Linked DNA regions of Homo sapiens: region 2 is linked to region 1. A link is a loop called in an ENCODE intact Hi-C map of the cell type or tissue named here. Cell type or tissue: gastrocnemius medialis. All regions are shown on one strand. Links, peaks and the distances in the headings refer to the core of each region. The heading gives the core; the rest is flanking DNA.

Region 1 (15,674 bases), core at 141-2,640:
AGCACTATAGTCAAGAACCAATTTATACAGATCGAAGAACTGTTTTTATTGTACTATGCAATTACAATTCAATTTCTCTAAACTTGATCAATCCATTGTTTAGAAATATCAAAATACTTTTATTTCACACAGTTTGTATATTATTTATAAAAAATTCCAAATAATGCTCTTAGCAAAATTTATAAGCAGTACCTGTTTTAAGCTACTAATGACAAAGTTAGAAAATAAGAGTAATATTCACATATTCTAACCATTTCTTACTAAAAGTATTATTTCAACTGAAATATTTACACATGTATAAAAGCATAATATTTTAAATTTTTTGTATCAGAAATTGAATGGAAATGACTAAGTTTAACTATAGTTCATTTTCTGTTTAATAAGACTAGTTAATACAAAGATGATTTTCATTTTATCAGATTATAAAGAATGAGAATGACTTACACATGGCATCATATGTGTTACTGCATGTTTACTGGAAATTATAAAAGGCACATAATTTTAAAATTCTACACTTTCAAAGAAATTAGTTCAAAGCTTAACTCACATAAGCATAGCCCTTCTGATCATCCACAAAACAGAATGGCAATGATTCATGTTCTATTTGGTAAGTTTACCTGTATAGGTCCTAAATACCAAGAACTCAAAATATATACCTCAAAAGTAGAGGTTCTTCTATAAAAATACTCAAAGCTTATTACTCTACTTGTGTTTTATAATAAACAGTTATATTGGTCATTCTATAGGTATACAAGTTGTTTAATAATCCTTCTCAAACATCCTAGCAACTAAGACTCTCTTTGCTATAATATTAAGACTATATAAATAATCCTTAGAAAATAAAATGACAGGCTATTCATTTTTAAAAGTAAAATTATATGCTGATTCTGGTGCTTGCGAGTTTAACTTATCTAAGAGTATTTTCAATCACTCTAAAATGTCACATCTATCACTTAGATCAGCTGTTCATTTTTAACTGAGTACATATTAAACTCTGGGCATCTGCTGACACTGGTATAACTCAAACATTTCAACTGTCTCCCTGACAGGGATAACAGATGCTGACATTATCAAATGCTGTACTATTTTTTTCCCATGGCCTCTCCTTGCCCCGATATGGCCAGTATATGAAACTGAACTGCCATCCAAAAACACACTTGAGCAACTGGATCTGCTAAACAGCTCCCATATAACTAGTAAAAATAGAAGCCAGTATTATTGCTATCTTCAGCACTTAAGTTTAGGCAGTTTAACACCTGTTTCACTTCTACTAGAAAAAATGATGAAAAAGAATTGTAGTTAATTTCACCAGCAGTATGATACTTACCAACCAACAGACGCAGAATATACTTAGTGTAAGAGTCATTTGCATACTGCCTGAATTAGCGTTGACCTCTCAGTTTAAAATAGTAACTGTAAAGAATATTTCTCTACTCTATATTTCTCTGAGAGCACTTAACTTTATAGGCAAATTATAATTTATCAAACTTTTATTTTATGCAAGAAGACACCCCTCTCAAGACATTGAAATCAACAGTAAAACCACATTATAACAAAAATTTACTCTGATTTTTCAAGTATTATCCACACAATAGATTTTAATACTTGTATCCATGGATTGTAACTAACCACCATGTATTACTAAGGCGATAATGAGAAGTAACTTGGCAATCTGTACCCAAAATGACAAAGAACTTAGTCAAGGAAATAGACCTTTAAAAGGGTTAAATTACTAAGCTATGATTAGTAACACCACGTAAGCAAAAACAAAGAAAAACTGGCATGCATGGTAGTTCCTTTCGACACAAGTCCAAGCAATACACTGAATACACATGTGATCTATTTATAAATCAAAGGGCAGAGGTACTTTCTTAAGGCCACTGATATTCCTACACCCATCAACAATTTGCTATTAGCCCTCAACTATAATGCTAAAAGAAGCAGTGGCAGTAGAAGGGGGTGACTAACTGAACTCTTCCCCAACCTTTTAGCTTAACTATTTATCTGGTTTGCTGCCTAGAGATAAATGGAAAACATTACTCTAAAATACATCAAGGTCTATTTGTTCCTTTAAATACTATTGGTTTTGAAATAGCTTATTGTCTACATGTAAGAATTAAGCAAAGACTTCGGCTGTGGACAAGATTAGAAAAAGAAAAAGAAGCAAAGATGTTGAAAACAAAGACGTACATTGATCATTCCTTAATGCAGTAATGTGTTAAAAGGAAAAGATTTTTAAACCATTAAGCGCAGGAAAACAGTAGGAAAGTGACTTCAAAATGGAAAATTTGACATTCAGTGACTGAAGCATTGGTATGATAATTTCTAACACTTGTAGAAGGTCCATGACTGTAATTTTACCAATGAAAAGCATTTAACTGTTTTGGATTCCAAACTAGCAGCACTACAATGCTTTGCTAGAGCTGGTAAAATGGAACCAAATCGCCTCTTCAATGGATTTGGTCCCCTTCAACCAGCTGTAGCTATGCATTGATTACTACGGGACAACCAACGTTTTCATTTGTGAATATCAATTACTTGCCAACTAATTTCAACTTATTTACATTATGCAGACTGTGATTATAATCAAATAACTTGTTACTGTTAATTCTACCTGGAAAAGCTAGAATGGTTAAAGATGTTTATAAAAAGCTTTATGAAAAATGTATGGATGACTTAAGGATTTCAAATAAAAATTTTACTTATTATGGTCTCTTGGTATTAAATTTCTTATCCTTCAGAAAAGAAAAGAACTGGTAATAAAATGTAGGCTATGCTTCATAATAACAACAACAACAAAAACTTCCTTCAAAGGAAGAAAATATCTGGAAAGGTCACCTAAAACCCACCTGAACACATAATGGGATTGTACAGTGTGGTTTACATGGATGTGTGCATATTTAAATTAAAGAAAACTGTAACATTATATAACACTCTAGAAATGTTTAGTCACTATCTTCCATAGTATTGGCCTTTAATTTTACCGCTATTTACCTGAATGTTAGCAGGTAAGGTGAAAAAGATGATAACTGTAGAATATCTTGTGGAGAGGCTTAAAACAGTTATCTAGTTCTTCTGACCCTGAATCAAAGGTTTTTAGTCTTCAAAAAAGAAAGAAAATGCTAAGCATCACTACTTTTACTCATGAAATATTTCACCTCTCCATATTTGTTTTCACAGCTGTAAAATGAAGAACTCTGCTAACAATAAATACTATGACTCTCCTCACTGTCTTCTTTGTCCCTTATAAAAAATATACACACAATATTCTCCTTCAGTGGGGATAAACTGAAGTAAAGAAAAAAAGTGACAATTACTCTAACATCCGTATAATTTTCTTAATGATTGCAATAAAACTATAGATAATTTAATATTATTTAATAGAGACAAACATTTCAGCAATTAATGAAGATTACTGAAGACAAGAGTAGTTTAAAGACCCAGATGTTCACACATTCTCAACTCCTGACCACTCCTCCATTTCAAAATGAACATCATTCTCTAAAAGACTGTGGGCAAAAGGAGACATATATAAATATATATCTTATCACTTCATTCAAGATCTTCTTCCTCCTATTAATTACACCTCAGTCACAGAAAGTACATTTGTGTATTACAAGGAATATGGTGTTTGAGAGTAGATGCATGAGCATACATTAGAGAAAACACACTCTAAGTATCCTATTACCGAATAGACTCAGCTATATTTTGTAGATAGCACTCAGCATGTTTACAGTTGTAAGGAAAGCATTAAACACCAAAATACAGTACAGCTTATCAAATCTTCAAATAGCCAACATAGTCTTGTTTACAGACCATATTTCAGAATTTAAAAAGTAAAAAAAGCATCACAACATTCGAGAAGGAAAACTATGAGTTGCTCACATATTCAGTAAGATTTGTAATATGTGTCTTTGTGGGAATTAGTAAGCAAATAAGAAACGCCTGTGAAATTATCTTAGTACCAACCTAAAAACAACATATATCACATCAGGTGATTCACTCATATTTTACGTTTACTTTTCACATTCAATTTCTATTCAAGAAAAATTCGTAAATACTATATAAACTTTATAATTATATTATTGTTACCTGTACTTCCAAAATACCTATCGATTGTTTTTGCCAGCTCTGCAGAGAATACTGCTGACTAATTTATTTTCATGCCTGTAAGGGAGCTCTAAAAACAGCTAAAAATGCAGCATCTTTACAGAAAGTACCTAAGTAACATGCTGATTATGCTACTCCAAAGAAATTCAGTTTTCACTTTTATCAGCAGAAATAATTTCTACTCTTACTTTAAATCCAAAATTTTACCTATATACTAAGAGATGATAAATATGGCTAAACTCTAGATGAAAACATGCCTATAAATATTAACTATCAGAACAGACAAACAGCATTGTTCTTAGTTAAGATTTCTCAAAAAAAACAAAACTGTATTAAAACATGGTGTAATTTCTACTTAAAATGCTCCAAACTTTATAAAGCACAACCAAAGTACTCAGGGTCTCATAGTGAAAATTTATATTCCCTTCCACAATTCTAAAAGACAACAATAAATGGCTTTGTAACTCTTTTCTCTTAATGTGTTTCAGTTACTATCATACTATGAGAAAACATCAAGATCAGCTTTGAAATCTAGACTCATATTGATCTGCACCTTTGAAATAGAGACTTCAAAGGACAGTCTTCAAAAATATAGGACATCTAGACACTTCATCAGGTTCTGGAAATAACAACGTGCTATATCTGGTTTTCTTTTCTTTTCTTTCTTTTTTTTTTTTTTTAGAGACAGGGTCTTGCTATGTTGCTCAGGCTGTAGTGCAGTGGCACGATCATACCTCACTGCAGTCTCAAACTCCTAGGCTCGAGCAATATTCTCGCCTCAGCCTCCCAAGTAGCTGAGACTAAAAGTCTGTGATGCCACACCCAGCTGATTCTTTTTTTTTTTTTTTTTGATACAGTCTTGATCTGTAACCCAGACTAGAGTGCAGTGGTGCAATCTCAGCTCACTACAACCTCTGCTTCCTGGGTTCAGGTGATTCTCATGTCTCAGCCTCCCGAGTAGCTGGAACTACAGGTGCGCACCACTACACCCAGCTGATTTTTGTATTTTTAGTAGAGACAGCATTTCACAATGTTGGCCAGGCTGGTCTCAAACTCCTAGCCTCAAGTGATCTGCCTGAGTTGGCCTCCCAAAGTGCTGGGATTATAGGCATGAGCCACCACGCCCAGCCTAATTTTTTAATTTTTTAGAGACAGGGTCTTGCTACATTGCCCAGGTTGATCTCAAGCTCCTGGCTTCAAGCAATCCTCCTGCCTCAGCCTCCTAAGTCGCTGGGATTACAAATGTAAATCACCACACCCTGCTGGTTTTCTATAGTATAAAGGCCAAAAAGACTGGTTGTTATTTTTAATTCCGAGTACACTAAAAATGGCACCTTCTGTCTTCTGACATCACTGGACAGTATAGGGGGGGAAAAATCAACCTTAAGAAAAAGAAATTTGATATGAAAAAAAGAATTCAAAACATCCCAATTTGCAATTACAACTGGTAATATAAGCTGTGTCATCTGATACTCTTCAGTGTCCAATTAAAATCACACTCTATCTGGCAATCTATAGTCACAACTACCTAAAAATGTCTTAAGGAAGTAGGAATAAAGAAGGCATGTAGCTTTAACTGAAGCACTACTTTGTTAAAGAATAAAAGCATTTTTTTTTAAATGTCACCTGACACCAAATATCTGGTTGGAAGAGGTGCTGTTTTAAATTTTCAGGGGAACCCTCAAGATTTATGCAAGAATTGAAAAAAATAAAAGTAAATTTTCTCTTCCTTGTATAGGCTTAGCATTATTGAATATACTATGCCTACTCTCAATAAAAATGAAACAACTCAAAATATTTAAAAGATACTTGTTTCCTAAGCACTTCAATTCTCAGTTTATACTAAACTTTATGATTTCATATTCCCTCAATAAATCCTAAATTCTCTCAATAAAATCTTTTTGACCATTGTAATCTGAAGTAATTGCTGTTTGAATTCCTAACACAGTTTCTCTACAGAATTCATTTTGTAATTGATCATATAACATCTTGTGATATTTAACAGTGTGCTCACTGTCAAAGTAAGACTAACATTTATTGAGTGCCTTGTATAGCCAGAGCATATGTAGGATGAACAGATGAATATGAATGCCCACAATGTAAAGAGAAAGACAGAAGTGCACATAGTAATAAACAGCACTAAGCAGAGTATATAGTAAGTATAATAAATAAGAACACAGAGGAAGGGCGCGGTGGCTCACGCCTGTAATCCCAGCACTTTGGGAGGCCGAGACAGGCGGATCACGAGGTCAGGAGATCGAGACCATCCTGGCTAACGTCGTGAAACCCCGTCTCTACTAAAAAATACAAAAAAAATTAGCCGGGCATGGTGGTGGGAGCCTGTAGTCCCAGCTACTCGGGAGGCTGAGGCAGGAGAATGGCGTGAACCCAGGAGGCAGAGCTTGCAGTGAGCCGAGATTGTGCCACTGCACTCCAGCCTGGGTGACAGAGCAAGACTCTGCCTCAAAAAAAAAAAAACAAAAAAAACAAAAAAAACACACACAGAACAAGGAAGTATAGAGCAAACAAAATAATTCCAGTGATGACACAGGAGGTAGCTCTGGAAGAAAGACGGTTAAGATAAAGAAGCGGGATGGGGCATCCCAAAGAAAGAAAATGCTCCAAAAAATAGAAGAAGAAAGCAGACAGCATATTTTAGGAAAGGAGAATAGACGATGGGCAAAGCGGGCTGAGGGATTGGATTAGCAGGAGATAAAGTTAAACAGACTCAGGACACACAGAATATGGGTCTGAATGCCAAGCCAAAGTGTGTAGATTGTATTCTATGTTAACAGACAAAAACTGAAGTTGGGAAACAGGGGAAGAGAGCCATTTAGACCTATGCTTTCAGAATGGATAATTTGTAAATGTATAAAATTTAAATCAAGAAAAAGACTGAAATCAAAGAAAAAAATTAGAAGAATAGTATAATAGTCTAGGTAAATGTGGTGAGTACTTAATTGGGTCAGCAACAGTGGGAACAGAATGGAATGGGTTGGAAGGATTGGTAGAATGAGTAAAATTTTAAAACTAGTTGGAAGCTAAGAATTGGTGAGAGAGCAAAGATAACTCTAAGCAATGAAGCAGCAAGAGGAATGAGGTATTGACACATTCACTGCCCATGTGTTTTGGTCTTGCTTCACAGACAGACCATAATACAGAAAAGGTGATGTAAAGTGGTTTAACAGTTATGATTCTAAAGTCACCTAGACCTTGCTCAAGTTACAGCTGCTTCAGTAATCAGCTACGTGTTCTTGAATAATTAAATTCATCTCTATAAGCCTCATATTCTTCACGTGTAAAATGAGGATATTAACACCTGCCCCAAAAAGCTGTTGAAAGGATTAAGTGAGATGATGCATGTGAAGCACTTTGCAGAGGCTGGCATGTGGAAAGTGCTATCATAATCTTCTGTTTGAAGGGCAGGGAAATATAATACTACTGTCTTCTTCACAATGCCAAAATCTGAAGTGTTCAAATATTTGCAATTTGGAAAAAAAATCAAGATGTGATCTAAAATATGATCATTCATTTTGTCCTACAATATATACCCACTGTTACAGTTACCAATAAGCAGTAGCAATAAAATCCTTTTGTTTCCTGTGGTCACCCTCTAGTGGTGATCCTAAGAAGCTAAAGGAAACATGATATAAAAATACAATAAGGAACCAAAGAATAAGTGTTCAGAATAGATAAAATTATCAAAATAAAAATCAAAGTGAAGATTTTTCTTAGTCCAGGTATACAGGTTTGACTCAAACATAAACAGAAGACATCCAATGCAGAATTTCCTAAAATGCTTAGGGTAAAGTTGTTCCAAAAAGTGAGTTAATGGAAATCTCTAAATTAAGCAAAGCTAAGCATTTTCCCATTCTGTGGGACACCGCAGATCCTTCATAAAGAATGTGATTCTCCAAAAGGAGTCTTTCTCAAATGTCAACCAGCAAATACTTTTTTCAGTAGAATACTATTGCTGTAACAATGGATGAGGGGATAGCTATACTAGAAGTTTATATAACTAATTACATTATTAATAAGGAATTAGGTAACTTAGTATTTATTTAGTCTTAAGTTTTAAAAAATAATTATCGTGCAAATGGCAACATGAAATTAGAGGACACCCAGATAATTATTTTGAAGAAACATAAATCTCAAAATAAAATGCATTTTAATTAAATCTTTAGAAAGAAACTAGTATTCCTGATATTTTACAACCACATTTAATATAAACTTAAATAATCATTTCATAATATTTGTATTAGATTAACAACCAAATAATCATCATATAAAACTAAAGGCATAATATTCACAAAACTTTAAAATGATTTAAAATACTAAAATAGCCAAAATTATTTCTTCATCAGTATCAGAAAAAGAGAATCAACAGTAGGAAAATATTTTTGAATTGCACCTAAAATAGTAAGGGGTGACATACCTGGGATTTCCCCTTAGTGCAGCATGATGCAGAGCATTAAATCCATTATTGTTTGTGATGGTAACATCTGCTCCAGCTTCCAAAAGAACTGCTAGGATATCATCACGTTTCTTACTTATTGCATCATGAAGAGGGGTATCACCTTCAGAATCCTTTAAGTTTAAAGAAATTTTCATTAGTTCTTCAATTAATTATCCCATCTAATAGTAATACTTACACCAAATGCTAAGCAAACAGAAGCAGAGACCACATCCAACAAATACCAATAAAAGAGCACTTTCTGTGATAACTACAAAAATATAGGCAAAGGCTGGGCATGCTGGCTCATGTCTGTAACCCTAGCACTTTGGGAGGCTGAGGCGGGAGGATCAGCAGAGGCCAGGAGTTCAACACCAACCTGGGCAACATATAGAGACCTTGTCCCTACAAAAAATTTTAAAAATTAGCCGGGCACGGCGGTGTGCACCTATAGTCCTAGGTACTCAGGAGGCTGAGGCAGAAGAATGGCTTGAGCCCAGGAGTTCAAGGCTCCAGTGAGCTATGATCATGCCACTGCACTCCAGCCAGGGTGACAGAGCGAGACTCTATCTCCAAAAATATAAAAAACAAAAATACAGGCAAGAAACACTGGCCACATTATAGTAAGGAAAGACATACTCAAATCTAGTTGGAAAACAAAATAAGCATGCTGGAATTTTTTTTTCTTTTTTTTGAGACCAAGTTTCGCTCTTTCACTCAGGCTGGAGTACAATAGCGCGATCTCAGCTCACTGCAACCTCCACTTTCCGGTTTCAAGCGATTCTCCTGCCTCAGCCTCCCAAGTAACTGGGATTACAGGCACCCACCACCATGCCCAGCTAATTTTTGTATTTTTAGTAGAGACGGGGTTTCACCACGTTGGCCAGGCTGGTCTCAGACTCCTGACCTCGTGATCTGCCCACCTCAGCCTCCCACAGTGCTGGGATTACAGGCGTGAGCCACCTTGCCCGGCAAAGTTCTTTTTTTGTAGAGATGGGGGTCTCAGTATGTTGCCCATGCTGGTCTTGAACTCCTGTGCTCAAGTGATCCTCCCACATGAGCCTCTCAAGGTGTTGGGATTACAGGCATAAGCCACCACTCCTGGCACATGCTGAAGCTTTACAAAGCAAAAAGAAAAGAAAAGAAGTAGCCTCAAATATAACTAATGACAAAAACCAGTGAAGTGATAAAGCTGCCCCCCAAATTTTATAAGTTTAAAATGGCCTTAATTGTCATACCCTGAAATTCCATACCAAACCTACACCATAACAATGAATTGAAAGTCGGTGGCTTTCAAACTTGGCTGCTCATTAGAACCTGCTGGGGAGATCTTTTAAAATCTGTTGTACAGAGGAAAAAAAAGAGAAAAAAAAATCTGATGTCCAGGCTGTTCACCATACTAAATCTCTAGAGGTGAGAGTGAGGCATGAGTAATTTTTCAAAGCTCCACAGATGAACATCTTGTGCAGTCACAGGTGAGAAACATTAATCTAAGCGTTTTCAAAGGGCAGCAAAGTGGCTAGTTAGCCAAAGGTAAAACAATTGTAAATTAAAATTTAGCAATCTCAGTCTACCATTTTTTCAAGCTGACTACTTTTTACATTAATCAATTGACTTAGCAGTAAGTTTTTATTCATTAGCAGTCATGTACAGACATGAATAATTTAAATTTCATTCATTTCATAGTTGAACAGATGCTATTCTCAGTAAAGTCATATACAACCTGGCCTACAGCATATACTACAGTTGCCAAATTCAGTTTGCCACTTGTTTTTTGTTTGTTTTATTCTTTTTTACTAGACATATTTCCTGCATGGTTTGTCTCCCCAGTCACTGTCCACAGGATTCTGAGAAGCTACAGGAATATGAAAGTGCAAACACCAGACCCAGCTTCATCTCCAACACTGAGGAAAGGGACTGTACATCATGGGGCAGAGCCCTATGCTCCCCTAAGCCATGTGGACAAAGCCTAGAAAAAATGATATCCCAGGATATTACACATTGGAGCCACCTGTTTTTGTAAATTAAGTTTTATTGGAACACAGCCACACCCATTCATTTATGTATTATCTATGGCTGCTTTCATTCTGCAATGAGAGTTAGATAGTTGTGGCAAAAGCCAATAAGCCACTATTATCTGTGCCCAATATAGAAAATGTTTGCTAATCCCAGGAATATATTCATCCACCTACATAAAGAATTCCTGCTAGGCATGGTGGCTCACACCGGTAATCCCAGGACTTTGGGAGGTGGGAGCAGGAAGATTGCTTGAGACCAGAAGTTTGAGACCAACCTGGGCATTTCTACAAAAAATTAGCCAGGCATGGCAGCTCACACCTGTAGTCCCAGCTACTCGGGAGGCTGAGGTGGGCCCTGAAGGTTGAGACTGCAATGAGCCATGATCACGCCACTGAATTCCAGCCTGGGCAACAGAGCAAGACCCTGCCTCAAAAAAAAAAAAAAAAAAAAAAAAAGAATTCCTAACCCAAGTTCAATCCAACCATCTACCATCTACCTTCTACTCCTGTATCTGGCGGCACTAAAAATCTGTAGTGTTCAACCTGAAACGGGCTTCTAACATGATTGGAACACCCTTCTGCAGGTCCCCAAGTCCTTATCACTCTTCTCAATTACTCTTTCTCTACCCACCACTCTCAACAGATGAACTTGTCTCCCATTTCAGACAAAAAACGTCAGCAGGTATAAATCACCTCTCCTTACAGATTAACACCCCCCCAATTCTTCCCTCATCCTCCAATCCTGCCTCCCACTTACAAGGACATACTCTAGATCCCAACAGTTCCAAAACAGCTGCACTTCAAAAACCTTAATTTCTAATAATTATCTAGCTGAACAAAATCTATTCTTTCAGTTCTTCTCAAGCCCTCATTCCCACTACTACTGTTCTTTATTTCTTCTCTGAGATCTATCCAATCCAGCAACCAATTCCTGGATGCTGTAAATTATCTAAACTACAAGCAGCTTATGATTCTAACCACTGCCCTACTTTTTAAAAAATCATTATTGAGTTTCCAATGGAAACAAATTATGTTTTACATATTCAAATAGTATTTCAGGGAACACTTTTATTTAAAAATAATATGTTGTTTCAAGCCTATTCGGTTAAGGAACCTAAAAGTTGGCAAATTAGATTCAGGAGCTACAAAATTACTAAGTATAGAAACTTTAATCAAACAGGTGCACAAAAGACAAGTTGCTTAGTAACCAAACTAAGCAGAAAATGGACACAGACTACATTTTCTATATATTTGTGGTTTAATTTATCTGGTTATAAAACTGTAGCTGGGGATAATCATTTCTTAGGCAATCATTGCTTCAAAAATTAGATCCTACTGTAAATCAACTCTAAAATCCTATACATTTTCCAAAACAGAAATCTCCGAAGATTACACTAACGACTATTCAAAGTCCCTAAGCTACAATAAAAGCTACAATTAAAATAATTTAAATAGTTATGAAGTAACTATTATGAAATATAGCCTATTACACTTCTTTAAGCTGTTGAGCTCACTGTCATGATCAATAAAGTTAAATCCATTCATAAGCTGATATTTTTACAAAGAAGTCCTCATTCTCCCTGCCCAATCAAAACCCAATCTATTGGCATTTTCCCTAAAAAAAAACAACTTTTTAAAAAAGAAATAGCTGCCAATTTTGTAACATCTTACGCCTTTGGTATCATTTACTATGACATATGAGAACGGTAACAAAGGAATGCTTACCATAGAACTTAATGTTTCCCTTTAATAGGATCCTAGCAATACCTGCAGGATGTGTTTCTTTAAAGGTTTTACCTGGAGACTGGGATGACAGCCAAAGTCCAATAAAGTCTTCACAACTTGAAGATGACCTTTATTGACAGCAATATGAAGTGGTGTCTGTCGGCGCTTGTTTCGAGCATTCAAATCAGCACTACCTCGATGTAGTACTTCTATAACAGCGCCTTCATCTCCAAAAGCTGCATGGTGAACTGCTCTATCACCATCTTTATCCTAATCATTAGTATTGAAATGTGAATTAGTGAATATTTTAGAAAGAAAAAAACCTTGAAGCTATAATAATATACCAAGAAGCAGATTAATTTGAGAAAAGGCAATGTAGGAAACAACAAAATAACTAGAACTTGACCAGGTGCAGTGGCTCATGCCTGTAATCCCAGCACTTTGGGAGGACAAGGCAGAAGGATCACTTGAGGCCAAGTAAACTGTAAATGTGAGTAAGATTTCCAACAATACCAATCTGGGCAACATAGCAAGATCCTGTCTTGTAGAGAGAGCCAGGCATGGTGGCACCCACCTGTAGTCCCAGCTACTTGGGAGGCTGACACAGGAGGATTGCTTGAGCCAAGGAGTTTCAAGTTACAGTGAGCTATGATCGCACCACTGCACTCTGACCGGGGCAACAGAGTGAGACCCTGTCTCTATAAAAAAATTTTTTAAAACCTAGAAACTGACTTGAACAGTGACTAACTCCCAAAGATAAATGATAAACTTAGATCATTTTATATATATGTATTTATTTATTTATATATATACATTTATATATAATTTTATATATATATATATATATATATATATATATATATATATATATATAAAACCAACAGCTTGAACTTTCAGCATTCCTCATTTATCAGCCATGATGGTAAGCCAATTTTTTTTGACATTTAAAAATTTTTACAAAGACCATTTTTGTTGTTGTTGTTGTTGTTGTTTTTAAAGAATCAGGGTCCTAGGCCAGGCGCAGTGGCTCACACCTGTAATCCCAGCACTTTGGGAGGCCAAGGCGGGCGGATCACCTGAAGTTAGGAGTTCAAGACCAGCCTGGCCAACACGGAGAAAACCCGTCTCTACTAAAATTACAAACATTAGCCAGACATGGTGGCACATGCCTGTAATCCCAGCTACCCGGGAGGCTGAGGGAGGAGAACTGCTTGAATCCGGGAGGCAGAGGTTGCAGTGAGCTGAGATCGGGCCACTGCACTCCAAGCCTGAGCGACAGAGCAAGACTGCCTCTCAATAAAAAAAGAATCAGGGTCCTGTTCTGTCACCCAGGCTGGAATGCAGTGGCAGTCATAGCTCACTGCAGCCTTTAACTCCTGGCCTTAATAAATTCTCCAACTTCAGCCTCACAAAATGCTGGGATCATAGGTGTGAGCCACCGTGCACGTCCTACAAAGATGACACAAAAAGTAAACTAAGATGAGTTGTGTGATTGAAAAAAAAAAAAAGAATGCCAAACAATGTGATCTCAACTGGCTTTAATGGGGAGCAATTTATCAACACATTAAAACTGGTTAAGTGATGAGCATACATTTTTCTGTATATTCGAGAACAGAAAAAAAATTAAATACACCATTAAAAGATAAAAACGAAGCATAAACTACCAAAATTCCATATATCAAAAATTCCAAAACTATTTCAGAAGAATCAAATAGATTTGCCTCACCTCCTGTAACAGGCATATTTCTGAAGAAATGAGAAGGCAGGAAAGACCAAATTGCTTAAATTTTTTAAAACTAAAAGAAGGTACTTTATAAAGGGGAAAAACTGCCTGCACTGCGCCATGAAGGTAGTATACATAGCTTATACCAAAAAGTATGAAAAGAAGTCTCACTGCCTTGCCAGAAGCAGATGGAAAAGGGTAGTAGGTATAAGCGTATTGCATTTATTCCAATACTGCATTGCAAATTTTAACACCCACCAAGACCATGTGTCTGTCCCTGATCCTGGTACTCTAAGACTTCCTCCATCCAAAGCAGTGGTTTCCGATTCCCAATACCACTGTGCCAGCCCCTGGTGGACTCCCTAGTTTTGCAAGGGGTCTGACAATCCATATGGCACCCAGGATTATCTGAACTACTTTCAAAGAAAGCACAGATAAACACTGTTATGATTAAATGCACTTAAATAGTTCATTCAAAACAGTTACAGAACTCAAAGTAGTTTTTGGTCTTTGCGTATTTTCTCAAACAGGTATTAAAGGTAAAAGCACTCATGTAGGAATCCACAACAGTAGGGACCTACAACTCAGGGATATTTCTACCTTACTGATATTTCCAGCTGAATCAGTTTTTGTTACGTATCAATTTTGAGAAAGGAACTGGCAAACAACCACATCTAAGATTTAAGATTCAACTCTTGTGCCTTTTCCCTGGGGGTCTTGTGGTTAGGATTTGGCACCTCTCTCAACTCTTGTGCCTCTGAGTAGCATTATATTCAAACATCCCAGAAAAACAAGTGTTTTAAAAAACAAAACAAAAATAAGATATATATGCATGTATACATAAGTTAATCTCTCTAAGTTAATCTCTCTAGTAACAGATATAATTCAGAATCTTAGAGTTAAAATCTTCCTAACTTCCAGTCTTTTTTTTTTTTTCTGTTACAGTTTTTAACCCTATTTTGTGATTCACCTTCCATTAAAAAAGGGAACATCAGGCCACTAACACTGTATGGTTGTTAGAAAATCACTACTGAAACACTTAATGCAGGCTGTCAATAATTTACATAAAAATAAACACCAAAGAATTAAAAACTGATATGTTTGTCAAAAGGAAATAAATAAGAATAATTTTTAAATTATGGAAAATACACACGCACACTAGAAAATTACAATTAAATATAATTAAATTTACTTCCAGGTTTCTCTTCTAAATTAGAAAACTGCAGTTATAATAAAATCTTAACTTGTAAGTTTTGTTGCTTTCTTCTGAATCCATCTTAAATACTCCAAATAAACCTAAAACACAGCTCATGTGCCTGTCCTGTTCCTAGTGCCAAAAGAGAATTTCAAGGAACAAGGTTACAGCTAACCTCTATAAGATTATCTCAAAGAATTTCATAAAGAGGCCTCAAATTAAATCTAAAACGGATCGTGTTTCTTTCTATCCCCCTGCCCTATTCTCTCTCCATTTTCCAAAACCTGCTCTTATTTAGTATTGCCTATCTTAGCTGATAGAACTACAGACCATATGGTCAACAAAATCAGTATCTGTAAGTCACAGTCAACTGCTTCCTCTCTGTGACCCTCTATGTGCAATCACCAAACTCTACAGCTTTTACTCCTCAATTTATGCTCATATCTATTC
Region 2 (15,674 bases), core at 8,355-10,854, 370 kb after region 1:
AGAAAACAGTATGTGAAAATGGATGATAATATGTTAAAAAAAACCACAAGAGCCTGCCTGAAGGCGCCTCCAATGGCCAATGCTGGAAAATTTGAGCAAAATAATAATGATCATCACTATAGTGTTGGAAATAACCCATAGAATAAAATAAAAATGACCTGTATTTATAAATACATACATAAATGAGGAGGAACAGCTTTTCCTTACAGAATTTAATTAACAAACTCCTACTAGTAAATGTAGGGAAAAAATGACAGAAAATCATCAACTTGGAAATACTACAATAAATTGCAGGCAAGATCCACTAATGGATGCAAAAATTAGTGGTTGAAAGTTTGATGAAAACAGGATATTACCATTGCTCAAAATATTTCCACAAGATTTTAAATCACTTCCAAAGAAGAAACTAGTAACTTTACAATGCAGAAACTTGGCAGACATACCTTAATCAAGTGATCAAGGTTAACATCACCAATAATAAAACATCAACCTCATGTACTCCCTGACATGATGCAATGAGGACACAGTATCACTTTTGTGGTTTTCTTGCCAAAAACTCAAAACCTCAATTTAATTGTGAGAAAACTCAAACATTCCCTACACAAAACAATTGATTAGTATTCACTTAAGGTCATGAAAAGCCAGGAAAGACTGAAGAAATGTCATAGATTGCAGGAGATGAAGAGGACATAACTGAATGCAATGTGTGAACCTGGACTGGAACCTGGAACAGGAAAAACGACATGAAGAGAAAGATTGGTGAGATCTTTCGTTAACAGTATCATTCTGGCACTGAGTTCCTGCTCTGATAATTGTATTATAGTTAGGTAAGTTGTTAACTTTAAGAGAAACTGAGTGAAGGGTTTAGCGAACTCTATGATTTTTTAACAGCGTTTGTGATTGATATAAGCATGTATTCACATATAATTTACCCATTTATAATGTATAATTCAATGGCTTTTAGTATATATTCATGGAGTTGGACAACAGTCACCACAATTTTAAAACATTTTCATCACCTCCTAAGGAAACTCCATACATTTAACCCCTCAATTCTTCCCTCAACACCCCCATCCCTAGGCAATCACAGTCTACTTTGTGTCTCTATAGACTGGCTTATTCTAGACATTTCATGCAAGTGGGATTGTACAAGATGCAATCTTGTGTGATTGGCTTCTTTCACTTGGAATGATGTTTTCAAGTTTCATCCACGTTGTAGTATGCATCAATACTTTATTTCTCTTTATTGTTAATATTCCATTGTATGGATATACCACATTTTATTTATCCATTCATCACTTGGTGGATATTTGGGTTTTTCTGCTTTTTTGCTATTATGAATAATGTTGCTATGAACATTTGTGTTTTTGCATGCACGTATATTTTCACTTCTCTCTCATTTCGTATCTTTTTTTTTTTTTTTTTCAGATGGAGTCTCGCTCTGTTGCCCAGGCTGGAGTGCAGTGGCATGATCTCGGCTCACTGTGAGCTCCACCTCCCGGGTTCATGCCATTCTCCTGCCTCAGCCTCCTGAGTAGCTGGGACTACAGGTGCATGCCACCACGCCCAGCTAATTTTTTTGCGTTTTTAGTAGAGACAGGGTTTCACTGTGTTAGCCAGAATGCTCTCAATCTCCTGACCTTGTGATCCGCCCGCCTTGGCCTCCCAAAGTGCTGGGATTACAGGTGTGAGCCACTGCGCCCGGCTCATTTCATATCTTGGAGTGGAATTTCTGGATCATAGAGTAACTCTATATTTAATCATTTGGACAACCACTAGACTGTTTTCTAAAGCGGCTGTACCATTTTAAATTCCTAACAGCAGTGTACGAGGTTCCAACTTCTCCACATATTCAACAATTCTTACTACCTCTCTTTTATGGGTCATACTAGTGGGGTGTGTAGCAGTCTCTCATTGTGGTTTTGATTCGCATTTCTCCAATGGCTAATGAGGAACATCTTTTCATGTGTTCATTGGCCATTCATGTATCTCCTTTGGACAGATGCCTATTCAGATCCTTCATCCATATCTTAATTAAACAATTTGTCTTTTTATTATTGAGTTGTAACAGGTCCTTGAATATTGTAGATATAGTCCTGTATCAGATAAATGATTTCCAAATAGTTTCTCCCATTCTGTGGCTTGTCTTTTCACTTTCTTGATGAGGTCCTTTGAAGTACAAATATTTAGAATTTTGAGGATTGTCCAGTTTATGTATAAAAGTTTATGCTTTTGGTGTCATATACAAGAAATAATTATTAGTATTCCAAGGTCACAAATATTTATACCCATTTTCTTCTAAGAATTTTGTAATTGTAAATCTTACATTTAGGTCTTTGATCCATTTTGAGTTATTTTTTGTATGTGAGGTAGAGGTCAAACTTTATTCTTTTGCATGTGGATATTCAGTTGTCCCAGCATCATTCGTTGAAAAGACTGTTCTTTCTCTGTTAAACTGTCTTGGCACCCTTGTCAAAACTGAATTGATTGTAAATGGGAGGTTTATTTCTGGAATCTCAATACCATCTTGTTTATCTATATGTTTATCATTTTGTCATCACCACACTGTCTTGAGTACAGTAGCTTATATAGTTTACTGTAGCTTAAAATGGGGAAGTGAGAGTCTTCCAACGTTATTCTTTTTCAATAATGTTTTGGGTATGCTGGGTCCTCAAATTTCCACATGAATTTTAGGATCAGCTTGTAAATCTCTGCAAAGAAGCCAGCTGGGATTTTGGTAGGGGATGCATTGAATCTGTACACCAATTTGGGGGAATATGGTCATCTTAAAAATATTAATATATCTTCAATTTTATAAATATGTCTTTTCATTTATTTAGGTATTCTTTAATTTTGTTCAGCAATGCTTCATTATTTCAAAGCATAAGCTTTGCACTTCTTTTGTCAAATTCATTCCTATGTATTTTTTGGATATTCTTGTGATTAAAATTTTCTCAATTTCATTTTCAGATCCCTTGTACTATTTTTGCAACTTTTTTATGTCTAAAATTATTTTAAAATAAAAAAAATTTTAAGGAGGTATGCGCATACCAAATATTTACTGAAGCACATACATTGCAGGTGGGAGTGTAAATATAATCACTTTGGAAAAAATTTAGCATTCTTTGGTAAAATTTAAAATGTTCATAACCTGTGCTCCAACAATTCTATTCCCAGAGAAACTCTTATATGTGTACCAGCACTGTTTGAAGGAATCAAAAAACTAGAAACATTACAAATGTACATCAGTAGTAGAATTGTGCTTTTTAAAAGATATGTGATGTATTTATATAAAAGAATACTAAAAATCAGTAAAATGAATGAATTACAGCTACAAACAACAGCAGGAACAACTTCAGGGACGTAACATTAAGCATAAAATATAAATCACAGGAGAATACGTAGAATGTAGTTCCACTTAGGTTTAAAGTATATGAAATTAAGCACATATGGTTTAGAAGTTAAGGCATTATGGTAAAACTATAAATAAAAGCAAGGGAATGATAAACACAAAATTCAGTGTAATGGTTACTTTTGAAAAGAGAGGGACATTAGCATCAAGGAGGCGCACCAGGGAGGAACAGTCTTCCATGTTCCTTATTTTGGTGGGTAATGAGTGCTCATTCCATTGTGATTTTTAAAATATCCTTTATAAATTTGATCTATTCAATAATTAAAACTTCTTAAAAAGGGGGAATGTAAATTACCCATCCATGTTTTAGAAACTATTTGAGGACAATAATAACTCTACAGAATTCCATCTGAAAGATACATTATCAATGAAAAGCAACTATTTTAACTTCACATTCTATTTTGACTACTGCAGAAATGGAAAGACTAGTGTCATAAATACCTGTATACTCTTCAATTAGATTAATCAGTTGTTAATATTTTGCTACATTTGCTTTTCCTTTGTTACTTTTTATTGTTGTGTTTTTGCTAAATAATTTGGAAATAAGTAACGTATATCATAATACTTTACCCTTAAATCCTTCAATATGCTCTTCCTAAGAGCAAAGGCATTCTCCTGTATAACTACAATATCATTATTACATCTATGGAACTGAACCAACATCAGTATAATATTCTTTAATACACAGCCCATATTCGAGTTTCAGTAATTGTCCCAGAGCTGTGTTTTAACTTTTTATATTTTACTCAAGTATCCAATTAAGAATTAAGCATGGGTTTTGGGGCTGGGGAGATTAGGTTTATTAAAGGACACAAAATTTCAGTTAGGAGGAAAAGTTCAGGGAATTGATTGTACAACATGGTAATTATAGTTAATAATAATATATTTTACACTTGAAAATTGCTAAGAGAGTAGATTTTAAATGTTCTTCACCACAAACAAATAATAAGTATGTGAGGTAATGGATATGTTCATTAGTTTGATTTAGCCATTCCATAATGTTTACTTAACATGTCATGTTCTATATCAAAAATATATACAATCTTTGTCCACTAAAAAATAAATGAATTATTATACTTGGTTGTCATGTCTCTTTATTCTCCATGTTTAAAATAACCAACAGCCTCCCTGACTTTTCTTTTACCTTTTTTCTTTTTAATCTTTCATGACATTATTTTTTAAAATTCAAGCTAATTGTTTTGTAAGATGCCACATCATCTGGATCTGTCTGGAAGCTTCCTTGTGATCAGACTCAGGTTGAACAGTTTTGGCAATTATACCTCATAGGTGACATTGTGTGCTTTTTTGCACATAATGTCAGTTTGTCTCATAACTGGAGATGCCAAATTTTGATTACTTGGTTATGGCAGTGTCTACTGCCAGATCTCTCCATTGTAGAGATACCTTTCCCTCTTTGTTAGCTTTTGATCCATGGGATGATACTTTGAGACTTTGTGAATATTTGTTCCCTGACTTTTTTTTTTTTTTTTTTTTTGAGATGGTGTCTCTCTCTGTCCCCAGGCTAGAGTGCAGTGGCGCGATCTCGGCTCACTGCAACCTCTGCCTCTTGGATTCAAGTGATTCTCCTGCCTCGGCCTCCTGAGTAGCTGGGATTACAGGCATGTGCCACTACGCCCGGCTAATTTTTGTATTTATAGTAGAGATGTGGTTTTACTATCTCTACTATAAATGGTAGAGACCAGGATAGTCTCGATCTCTTGACCTCATGATCCGCCCCCCTCGGCCTCCCAAAGTGCTGGGATTACAGGCGTGAGCGACCGCGCCCGGCCCCCTAATGACATTTTATTCAATGGCTTTAGTATCCATCTTTGTCAGAATCAATAATTACACATTGGTACTACAAAGTGGGGATTTTCTAATTCCATCATTTTTCCTGCATTTATTAACTGGTACTCTTCTGTAGAGAAGGCATTCCCCTAACCTCTCACTTCTCCTGTTCCTTTTATTTTTTAGTATTGTTCTGGACTCATGGGTTTTAAAAAATTTTTCAATAGGTTGCAATCCATTGCTATCATTCCTTGTGACGCTAGAAATTTCCAAATTTAGCCATAAATCCCCTCAGGCAGGCTGCCATGTCCTTTTGGCATGCTCCAATCAATCTTTGCACTTTCTCACTTTCTGGCACAACAAAATATTCCAGAAATGTTTCCACTTCAGAGCTGGGACAGTGGGGAATGGTGTTACAAGCCCAAACCTAAATGCTCCATGTGCTCACAGATACGAGTTTGAGACCAGCCTGAGCAACGTGGTGAGATCTTGTCTCTAAAAAAAATTAGCCAAGTGTGGTGGCATGTGCCTGTAGTTCCAAATACTTGGGAGGCTGAGGTGGGAGGATTACTTGAGCCTGGGAGTTCGAGGCTGGAATGGGGCATGATCATGCCACTGCACTCCAACCTGGGCAACAGAGTGAGACCCTGTCTTTCAGTGGACAGGAGGATTTTTCTTTTTTCAAATTATGACTTCACCCTTTCATTGCCAATTTAAACCTAAAATGAATATTTCTTATTTTCCCATTTCACATTTGAAGTTCCCATCTTTCATTTGAGAACCCTGGTTTTCAACATTCAACTACTGCCGGGTGCGGTGGCTCACGCCTGTAATCCCAGCACTTTGGGAGGCCGAGGAGGGCGGATCATGAGGTCAGGAGATCGAGACCATCCTGACTCTCATGGTGAAACCCCATCTCTATTAAAAATACAAAAAATTAGCCAGGCGCGGTGGCGGGCGCTTGTGGTCCCACCTACTTGGGAGGCTGAGGCAGGAGAATGGTGTGAACCCGGGAGGTGGAGCTTGCAGTGAGCCGAGATCACGCCACTGCACTCCAGCCTGGGGGACAGAGCGAGACTCCATCTCAAAAAAAAAAAAAAAAAAAAAAAAAAAAAGAACCATTAAGCTATTTACCTATCGGCTCTCTCCTATGATATACACAAAATAGTTTTAAGATTATCAGTAATACTCCCAGTAACAAACATTCTAATTCAAATTCAAGATTTCTTTCCAATCTTTTTCCCCATAGGATATGTCACATTAACAACATACAGTAAGAAAACTGTTAAAAAATTACTTGAATTAATTCTTTTTGCTGTGTGGTTAATGTTATCAATGTGATATGCAGTTAGGTTCCTCCATTTGTTTGTATTAAATTTTAAGTTTGCCTTTCCCCATTATTTTATTTTTGAATATATAAATCATTTTCAAGGCTCAAAAGTCAAAATTACAGTCATTCCATACCTATCTCTTCCATCCCATAGATGAACTTTTTCATTAGGCCGGGTGCAGTGGCTCACACTGGTAATCCCAGCACTTTGGGAGGCCAAGGCGGGTGGATCACCTAAGGTCAGTGGTTCGAGACCAGCCTGGTCAACATGGCGAAACCCCGTCTCTACCAAAAATACAAAAATTAGCTGGGTGTGGTGGTGTGTACCTGTAATCCCAGCTACTCTGGAGACTGAGGCAGGAGGATCACTTGAACCTGGGAAGCGGAGGTCACAGTGAGCCAAGATCGTGCCACTGCACTCCAGCCTGGGTGACAGAGCAAGACTCCACCTCAAAAATGAAAACAAAACAACAAAACAAAACGAACAAATAAACTTTTTCATTAGCTTCTGACTTAACTTTCATGCTTTGTTTTGTTTTTCAAAAATAAGCAGAGGCAAGGAATCTGAAAATGTCAGAAGTGATGAGCAATGGCCAGTCTAAGAAACGTCACTTTTATTCTGTTTCCTTACTAACTTAATTTATCACAGTTCTATGGAATTAAACAAGTTTATTTTTCAAATGAATCATAAGCAAATTGTCACACCTTTCCAACTCCACAATAAAACATGGATATCAGCAGGGCGCACCTGCGGCACTGATGGTGGTACTAAGAGATCCAGGGCTGTGTCTAACTAAATACTAAATCTTACTTTTGACATGAGTGGGAACATAGGAGCACCAGTAACTCTTCTTCCTTCCTGACATCTTGCAACTCATTGAGTTCTAGAACAGAGCCAGTGGTGGTTGGGAGTCACCGTGTTCCCTAAAGGTTTAGATTAATAACCTTTTAGGGAACACATTAACTAATGTCTCTTACTCTTGGCCAAAGTAGATTTCTGGAACATGGGCTTTAATGACTAAATTTGTTTTTACCAGAGGGCCACGAAATCTTAAATATTATTTCTGTGTTTGCCTTTCAAAATAGATTTGAACTTAAAATTCAACAAAATGTTGAATATTTGTTCAGCAAATATTCATGCATAGTAAAATATTCATTTTACTTTCTGGCTGAAGAGAAAGATCATTAATAAACATGCAACTACAACACACAGTGTGTTGAGTGCCAGGGCTGGAGAACTGCAGTGTGTGCATGAGCACCACGCACACACACACAGTGGGAGAAAAGCTGGGAAGGAGCATGCCCTGGCAGCCAGAGGAACCAGAAGGAATCTAATGAAAGGAATGGAGGTCTCCAGTGTTGCCAAAAGCTCAAATAAGGACCGAAAAGGTCACTGGTGATACGGGCAAGGGTGCTGTGAGGGTGGGAGCCAGTTTGCCAGGTGTCGGGGAGTGACTGGGAGACAGAGGTGAGGATGGACAGCCCTCTTGGTTTGGCAGTTGGTAGGAGGAGGGGAGCTGGAGGGCCAGGTGGGATTAACAAAGTCTTGTTTTGTCTTTGAGAGAGTGGGGCAGGTTGACACTGATGGAACGAGACCCCAGAGAGAAAAAAGTTGAAGCAATGAGAGAGAAGAAAAGCAATAGCGTGAGGTTCCTCAAAGGTGGAAACTCTATCTGGGGTGAGGCGTGTGGGTCAGGCTGAAACAGAGCAGGGCCAGCTCCTCCACTGATCAGCAGGGAAGGGGACAGGTGTATACACAGTTAGGTTTCTAGATTCCCAGGCAGGAAGTTGTTGGTTTTTTTTCTTTTTCTTTTTTTTTTTTTGAGATGGAGTCTCACTCTGTCACCCAGGCTGGAGTGCAGTGATGCGATCTCGGCTCACTGCAACCTCTGCCTCCCAGGTTCAAGTGATCCTCCCACCTCAGCCTCCTGAATAGCTGGGATTACAGGTGCATGCCACCTTGCTTGGCTAATTTTTGTGTTTTTAATAGAGACAGGGTTTCACTATGTTGGCCCGGCTGGTCTCGAACTCCTGACCTCAGGTGATCCACCTGACTCAGTCTCCCAAAGTGCTGGGATTATAGGCATGAGCCACCATGCCTGGCCTAGAGGCAAGTTTTTATTTGAAGTTTTTGTTTGTTTTTTTCTTTGGGTGGGGTAGCATGGTCATTTGCTAAGAGAGAAGGATGAGGGATGAAGTCTGGGGTTTGAGGAGTGAAATGGAGTCCATGACAGCCACTGTGGAGAATGGGAGAGAGAACCAACTAAACAATCAAAAAAGGGCTATGCACAGTGGCTCACGCCTGTAATCCCAGCACTTTGGGAGGCCGAGGCGGGTGGATCACCTGAGGTCAGAAGTTCGAGACCAGCCTGGCCAACATGGTGAAACTCCGTCTATATAAAAAAAATTAGCCAGGTGTGGTGGTGCATGCCTGTAATCCCAGCTACTCAGGAGACTGAGGCAGGAGAATCGCTTGAACCCGGGAGGCGGAGGTTGCAGTGAGCCAAGTCTGTGCCATTGCACTCCAACCTGGGCAACAAAAGCGAAACTCTGTCTCAAAAATAAACAAACAAAAAAATTAGCTGGGCATGGTGGCACATGCCTGTAATCCCAGCTACTCGGGAGGCTGAGGTAGAAGAATTGCTTGAACCTGGGAGGTGGAGGTTGCAGTGAGCCGAGATCATGCCATTGTACTCCAGCCTGGGCCACAAGAGCGAAACTGCATCTCAAAACAAAAACAAAAACGAAAACAAAAACAAGACAAAACAAAACAAAACAAGAATTTAGTACGGCATCAACTGGAAAGGTTGATTTTTCCCCACACAGTGAGAACATGTTGTATATGTGTGGCCTGAAGGAGAGTGTGGCCTGAAATTGGGAACATCTGAATGGGTGATTCCAGGATTAGGCAGGGTCCAGGGTATGACGAGGCGGGCAGTCATTGTGGCTGTGGTGAAGCGGGGGGTAAATGTGCCTGAGGGTGAGAACGGAAGGTACTGAGAGCTGGGTATTGGCTGGGCCATCCCCCGGACAGCAATGCATGTGCTGGGTTATGCTTGCACAAAGCAATCTCTCGTGTTTCCTCTACCTCAGGACAGCAGTTTCCCAGTACATTCTTCCTGGGCACCTGTTCCCTGTGTCTTAGTCACTGAACAAAAAATACTGTCTTTTTTTCTGTTGAAATTTTAAGTGACCAACAAGGGAGTATAAGGTTGGTGAGACCAAAAAAATATGTCTTTATTTTTTTATTAAAATTTTTTTTTGTTATTTATTGTTATCTTACAGAAGAAAGCTCTGCCACAAGAAAATCTGTTTTTAGAAACTGAGAATGCCGGCCATGCGCGGTGGCTCACTCCTGTAATCCCAGCACTTTGGGAGGCCGAGGTGGGCAGATCCCCTTGAGGTCAGGAGTTCAAGACAAGCCTGGCCAACATGGTGAAACCCTGCCTCTATTAAAAGTACAAAAATTAGCTGGGCATGGTGGTGGGCGCCTGTAATCCAAGCTACTCGGAAGGCTGGGGCAGGAGAATCACTTGAACCTGAAGGGCGGAGGTTGCAGTGAGCCGAGATTGTGCCACTGCACTCCAGCCCGGGCAACAAGAGTGAAACTCCGTCTCAAAAAAAAAAAAAAAAAAAAAAAGTAAAGAAAAAGAAAAAGAAAAGAAAGTGGGAATGCCTTCCTCTCTCTCTTCACTTCCCCTGCAATGTCTACTGCTTCCTTAAAACTGCCTTATGTCCATTTGAATAGAGTAATCTCTATATCAGCAGACAAATACGTCTCTCTGGCTTTGTTATAATCATGCATGTGTTAAAGTATCAGATTTGTGTCATTCCCCTGACAGGATAAAACTTCCTTGCCTGGATACCTCCAGATCCGCTCCCATTTGCTAGGGCTCCCACCAACACCATTTTACAAGCAGGGAGGCAAAAAACGGACAGTCACTTCCTGTACTTCTCTCTCCCACCTTGAACTGAAATGGGCTTGCCTTTGGATTGCACCAGTATGCTAGTATTCTCATTCACAGAATGCGGGGTCCTCCGAATTAGAATTATGCTACCACTTCAGATTTCTAAAAAAAGGACACTAAAATAAAATAATTTCCTATAGTATAAAAATGCTCCTTCCCCACGATCACTCCAGCAGTTACAAGTCTACGTTACGCAAACTTAAAAGATGTTAAACCCGCTCCATTTCTTTTTTTTTAACCTTCAAATTCTGTCCATGATATTTTGTTTTGTTTTCCTTTTTCCTCCTCCCTCCCCTCTTTGCTTCATTTCTTCATCAGAATGTGTGCTGAGGTTTCAAATGCTTCACTTTAGTGCTGGATCTGCAACAACGTGATGGTTTCTATTTTCATCCTTTTACTTTCAGCCATGCAGGCACTGCCAAGGATGTGCCCTTTCTGCATACTCTGGCAGCTCTTCCCTGCCTGGGTGCTTTTCCTGGCAGACTCTGCTGGAATGCTTTCTTTAGTAAAGGAGGCAAATGGAACCAGGACACAGAGACCTTGGACACTGTTTCTCCTTCTGCCCATCTCTTTCTCCTTCTAGCCCTCCATTCAAACATCAGTTGAGCACCTGCTGGTGCCAGGCCCAAGAGAGGCATGAAACGAGGCACTAGACATGCAACAATAAAAAAACTGTCCTTGGGCCGGGCGCGGTGGCTCACACCTGTAATCCCAGCACTTTGGGAGGCCGAAACGGGTGGATCACCTGAGGTCGGAAGTTCGAGACCAGCCTGACCGACATGGAGAAACCCTGTCTCTACTAAAAATACAAAAAAATTAGCCAGGCATGGTGGCGCATGCCTGTAATCCCAGCTACTCTGGAGGTTGAGGCAGAAGAATCGCTTGAACCCGGGAGGTGGAGGTTGTGGTGAGCCAAGAACGCGCCACTGCACTCCAGCCTGTACAACAAGAGCAAAACTCGGCCTCAAAAAAAAAAAAAAAAAAAAACTGTCCTTGCTCTCAAGGTACTACCCTCTGTGATCTCAGGCAAACTAGGCTCTTCTCAATTCACATGATGACATATGAGGAAACTAAGTCAGATGATTTCTTAAAAACTTTCTGTTTTAACAGCTATGATTTTAAAGAGTTATTTTAATGGATGCTCTCCTGCTATTTATTCTACCCGGAGCAATTTCTCCGTACATTTTAACATGCTTCTAGTCCTTTCTCTTCTATCAATTGGTATGTGTTCCAAGAATATGAAGGTATTTAAATATCAAAATAAATACTTTTTTTGTAATTATGATGTGACTATACATTCATTAAGAATGATGCTCACAAAAGATGTTCATGACATGGAAAGAGGTACACACTGTAATGCCAAGTGAAAAAAACAGAGGTAGGGAAGAGAGGTGGAACACTAGGTATTAAGTTATTTGTTAATGCCAACATTTTAACAGTGGTTACCCTTGAATGGTAGGATTATAAATGTTTAAAGGTTTCTACTTTATTTTTTAAAAATAAGGCATACCATAATCATGTTTTTATAACAAAATAAAGGTATGTTTAAATATACAGAAGTGATTGTTTTTGCAGCAAAAATTTCAGTATGTATGCCAAAGCCAGATGTGAATAATTCTAAAAATATGCTTTGCTTTGAGTGTGCCAAACATGTCTATTACAATGATTTTTTTTTTTCTGGATTCTAAGCTTACATAATTGGTCAAATTCTGGTACCTTTTTGAGAGGTGATAATCTTAAAACACTTTAGAAAAATCTGAGGGCATTGAGAAGAGAAAGGAAAAAACCTGCACAATTTATTCATCTGTCAAAAATGTAAGGCTTTATTTAGGAGCTTGCATTTATTAGGAAAGGTGAAAGTGCAGGTCACTGAGAGGTTATTTCAGGAAAAGGCTCTGCAGATGATTTCGTCACTTCAAACAGGTGCCATGATGTGTTTGCTCAAGCACAATTTGGGATATCAGATCACAAACTCAGGGAGGCCACAAATGCCAAATGGTACAAGTAAAATACTTAAAAGACAAGGCCCTTCCTCCATGTTACGAAAGGAAAAAAATCCATATGAAATAACAAAAAATCTGGCTACTGCTTGGTGTGACCGACAACAACCCACTCCCCATACTGGAGAAGGGGCAGGAAAAATAAATGCAGAAAGAAGCCGGTAGCTGAGAGAGAGAACTCACTTTGGTTTTTGGGAGAGCCATGAGAGAAGGCATTTGACCTTTTCCAGCTCATCACCTACAGGTCGATATTTCCAACAAGTCATTTTGTAACCTGTCATTCCAAAACTGAGAGGCTAAAAAGAAGACTGCACTGTCAACCAGACACTTGGGACTCCAGAAGGTGTGGACAAAACTTCACATGTCAGTCACAGCCACCAAGAGGGGTTAAAGAGATAGAAACAGGGAAAAATGTACTGTCAGTCAGCTCATTTGGCCTCTGGAACAAGAGGCCTTTTTAAAAACTTTTAATTTCAAATTTTGTGGGTACACAGTAGGAGTATATATTTATGGAGCATATGAGAAAATTTGATACACGCATGGAATGTGTAATAATCACATCAGGGTAAATGGGGTATCCATCCCCTGAAGTATTTATCCTTTGTGTTACAAACAATCCAATTACAATACTCTTTTAGTTATTTTTAAAAGTACAATCAAGCAAGATTTCTCACTGAGCCATGCTACTCAAAGTGTGGTCTTCTGACACTGGCTTCACTATAAGCTTGTTAGAAATGCAGAATCCGGGCTGGGTATGGTGGCTTATGCCTGTAATCCCAGCACTTTGGGAGGCTGAGGCTGGTGGATCACTTGAGGTCAGGGGTTCAAGACCAGCCTGGCCAATATAGTGAAACCCTGTCTCTACTAAAAATACAAAAATTGGCTGGGAGTGGTGGTGCACACCTGTAATCTCAGCTACTTGGAAGAGGCTGAGGCAGGAGAATTGCTTGAACCCAGGAGGTGGAGGTTGCAGTGAGCCAGGACTGTACCACTGCACTCCTGCCTGGGCAACAGAGTGAGACTATGTCTCACAAAAAAAAAAAAAAAAAAAAAAAGCAAATGCAGAATCCGGAGCACAACCCAGACTCACTGAAGTGGAATCTGCATTTTAGCAAGATCCCCAGGTGATCTTTATGTAGGATAAAATTTGAGAGGCACAATATGACAGGTATGAACATATAAACCACATTTTAAGCACTTCTGGATTTTTCTGCTTCCTACCTGTTTTTAAATATATTGAAAGTAAAATTCTTTGTTTTTTTGTTTTTTTTTTTTGGGAGAGGGTCTCACTCTGTCACCCAGACTGGACTGCAGTGTCTTGGTTCACCACAGCCTCTGCCTTCCGGGTTCAAGTGATTCTCCTGCCTCAGCCTCCCAAGTAGCTGGGATAACAGGCATGTGCCACTACCACCTGGCTAATTTTTGTATTTTTAGTAGAGACGGGGTTTCACCATGTTGGCCAGGCTGGTCTTGAACTCCTGACCTCAAGTGATCCACCCGCCTTGGCCTCCCAAAGTGCTGGGATTACAGGTGCGAGCCACCGCCCCCGGCCGAAAGTAAAATTCTTTACTGTGGCAAAAACAGTCATCTTCCAGATCTAAAATCTGCGTGTGTGTGTGTGTGTGTGTGTGTTTTCCTCAGCTAAGGTAATCAGAAGCAACTTGACATTTATAATTTCGTTTTCAAACCTAGTTTACAAAGGCAAGCATTTTACAGCTGTTTCAAGTTTCTAAATTCCTTATAACTTCTTGTAATTCTAATCAAATTTTATTTCTGAAAAGGGATATTATTTACCACAGACTTGTAACATTTTTTTTTTTTAGACTTGTAAAATTTTTGCTCTCTACCTTTTCACATTTTCTGGGAAAAACATTTTTTTTTCTTTACACTTAAAGTTATTAGAAATAACGCTAACCTTTTTTTCTTAAAGAACGTCATTGCTGACATGGGGGATGGTGTTCTGGTTTCCAGGTCCCAGACGTGCTGTTAATGTGCTAGATGGCCAAGAATCCACCTATGCAAATGAGGCCTGCAGGTGGGAGGAGTTCAGGTGGCACAGACGCCATCAACCCATGCAGGGCCATCCTCGCCTTGAGAAAATTTCTCTTCATCCATAAATGACCAGATTCTAGTCCCACAGATTACATCATGAACTTAATGATACCTGGCAAACATGCACAACAATTTACCCTTGACCTTGAGGGAAAAAGGACAGAGTACTTTGAGGGAAAACTTCAGATAAACCCAAAATAACAAAGTGCTTTTATGATTTTTATTACTGAAGAAGGTTTTAAGCATCCTCTAGACGTTTGGATTAAGCAAAAGAAAGAGGCAGAGGGGATCTGAAGCTGGATCTAGGTGGGCTCCTCTTTGAAAGTTCACTCTTACCTGATTGTCGAATCCGCTGAAGAGTTTGCTGAACCAACACCTCCGATCTGGGAACAATGATGATGAAGTCTACTTTGCTGAAGTGACCGAGGTCCAGGCTCTGGCTGCCACTGTCCGCTATAGCACACACCTGGGATAAGAGTTTTCTGGCAACTGTTAGCTGCGGTTGATAAATGTGGAAGGTTTCATTATCTAAATCTAAAATTTAAAGAGAAGTCATAAGAACAAGGTTAATTTACTTCCCTAATGGCCACTGTGAATCTCTATGAGGACACATACCACACAGACGGTAATGTAATACACTCTCACTACGAATTCTCACCTGCTATTTGCACTCTCTATTGAGTTTTAATAGATTTGCCTATTTTCCCTGAAACGTGGATGAGAGGATGTGCTCAGGAGTGGATGCTGCAGTTTTGCAAATGTATTATTTAAAAATTGATTGATTATCTCACAAATGCCTAATTCAACACCCCTATCCCAACCCAGAAGTGGAGGAGACCGACTACACTGTCGCAGCTGGAGCCAAGACTCATCCCTGGAAAGGGTAGCATTTCCAGTTTTCTTTAGAAATATCAGCACAGGCCAGTTCTCCAGCCCCGACCCAGTTCAAGGAAAGAGGGGATGCCATAATGATCATGATGCTGAGTTCCCCTGAGCTTTTCTGGAAGGCACTACAGTAAATATTTCCTCTTTAGCAAGTCAGTTGCAACATGGTCGGAAATTCCCTCCCCAGTCACTACATAACGTGGGTCATGGAGACACGACCTTCACCTTTCTTCCCACTG

The links. Peaks named below come from ENCODE experiments on the same cell type or tissue, not always from the same donor. Only the 100,000 strongest peaks of a DNase experiment are listed, where the experiment ranks them.
Region 2: it touches region 1 in a loop (4-fold over the local background); 2 of 110 quality-filtered maps call a loop at or near these places.

Annotation. Positions count from the first base shown.
Region 1 is chr18:21,812,518-21,828,191 of GRCh38, reverse strand. MIB1 (MIB E3 ubiquitin protein ligase 1) reads right to left here. Exons shown (of 21, transcript NM_020774.4): 11 at 12,379-12,576; 12 at 8,546-8,697. It overlaps MIR133A1HG (MIR133A1 host gene), which reads left to right. Exons shown (of 3, transcript NR_110369.1): 3 at 1-2,713. It overlaps MIR133A1 (microRNA 133a-1), which reads left to right and starts at 2,407; the gene lies at 2,407-2,494. It overlaps LOC124904362 (small nucleolar RNA SNORA73 family), which reads right to left and starts at 10,568; the gene lies at 10,364-10,568. In gastrocnemius medialis, for the core only: no CTCF peak of the experiment used is centred there; a DNase peak (open chromatin) is centred at 1,111; H3K4me3 peaks cover 1,376 bases; H3K27ac peaks cover 2,500 bases.
Region 2 is chr18:21,453,776-21,469,449 of GRCh38, reverse strand. GREB1L (GREB1 like retinoic acid receptor coactivator) reads right to left here. Exons shown (of 33, transcript NM_001142966.3): 15 at 14,887-15,084. Among named protein-coding and RNA genes, the nearest start is that of GREB1L-AS1, 11 kb to the right of the region's middle. In gastrocnemius medialis, for the core only: no CTCF peak of the experiment used is centred there; a DNase peak (open chromatin) is centred at 9,549; H3K4me3 peaks cover 656 bases; H3K27ac peaks cover 2,500 bases.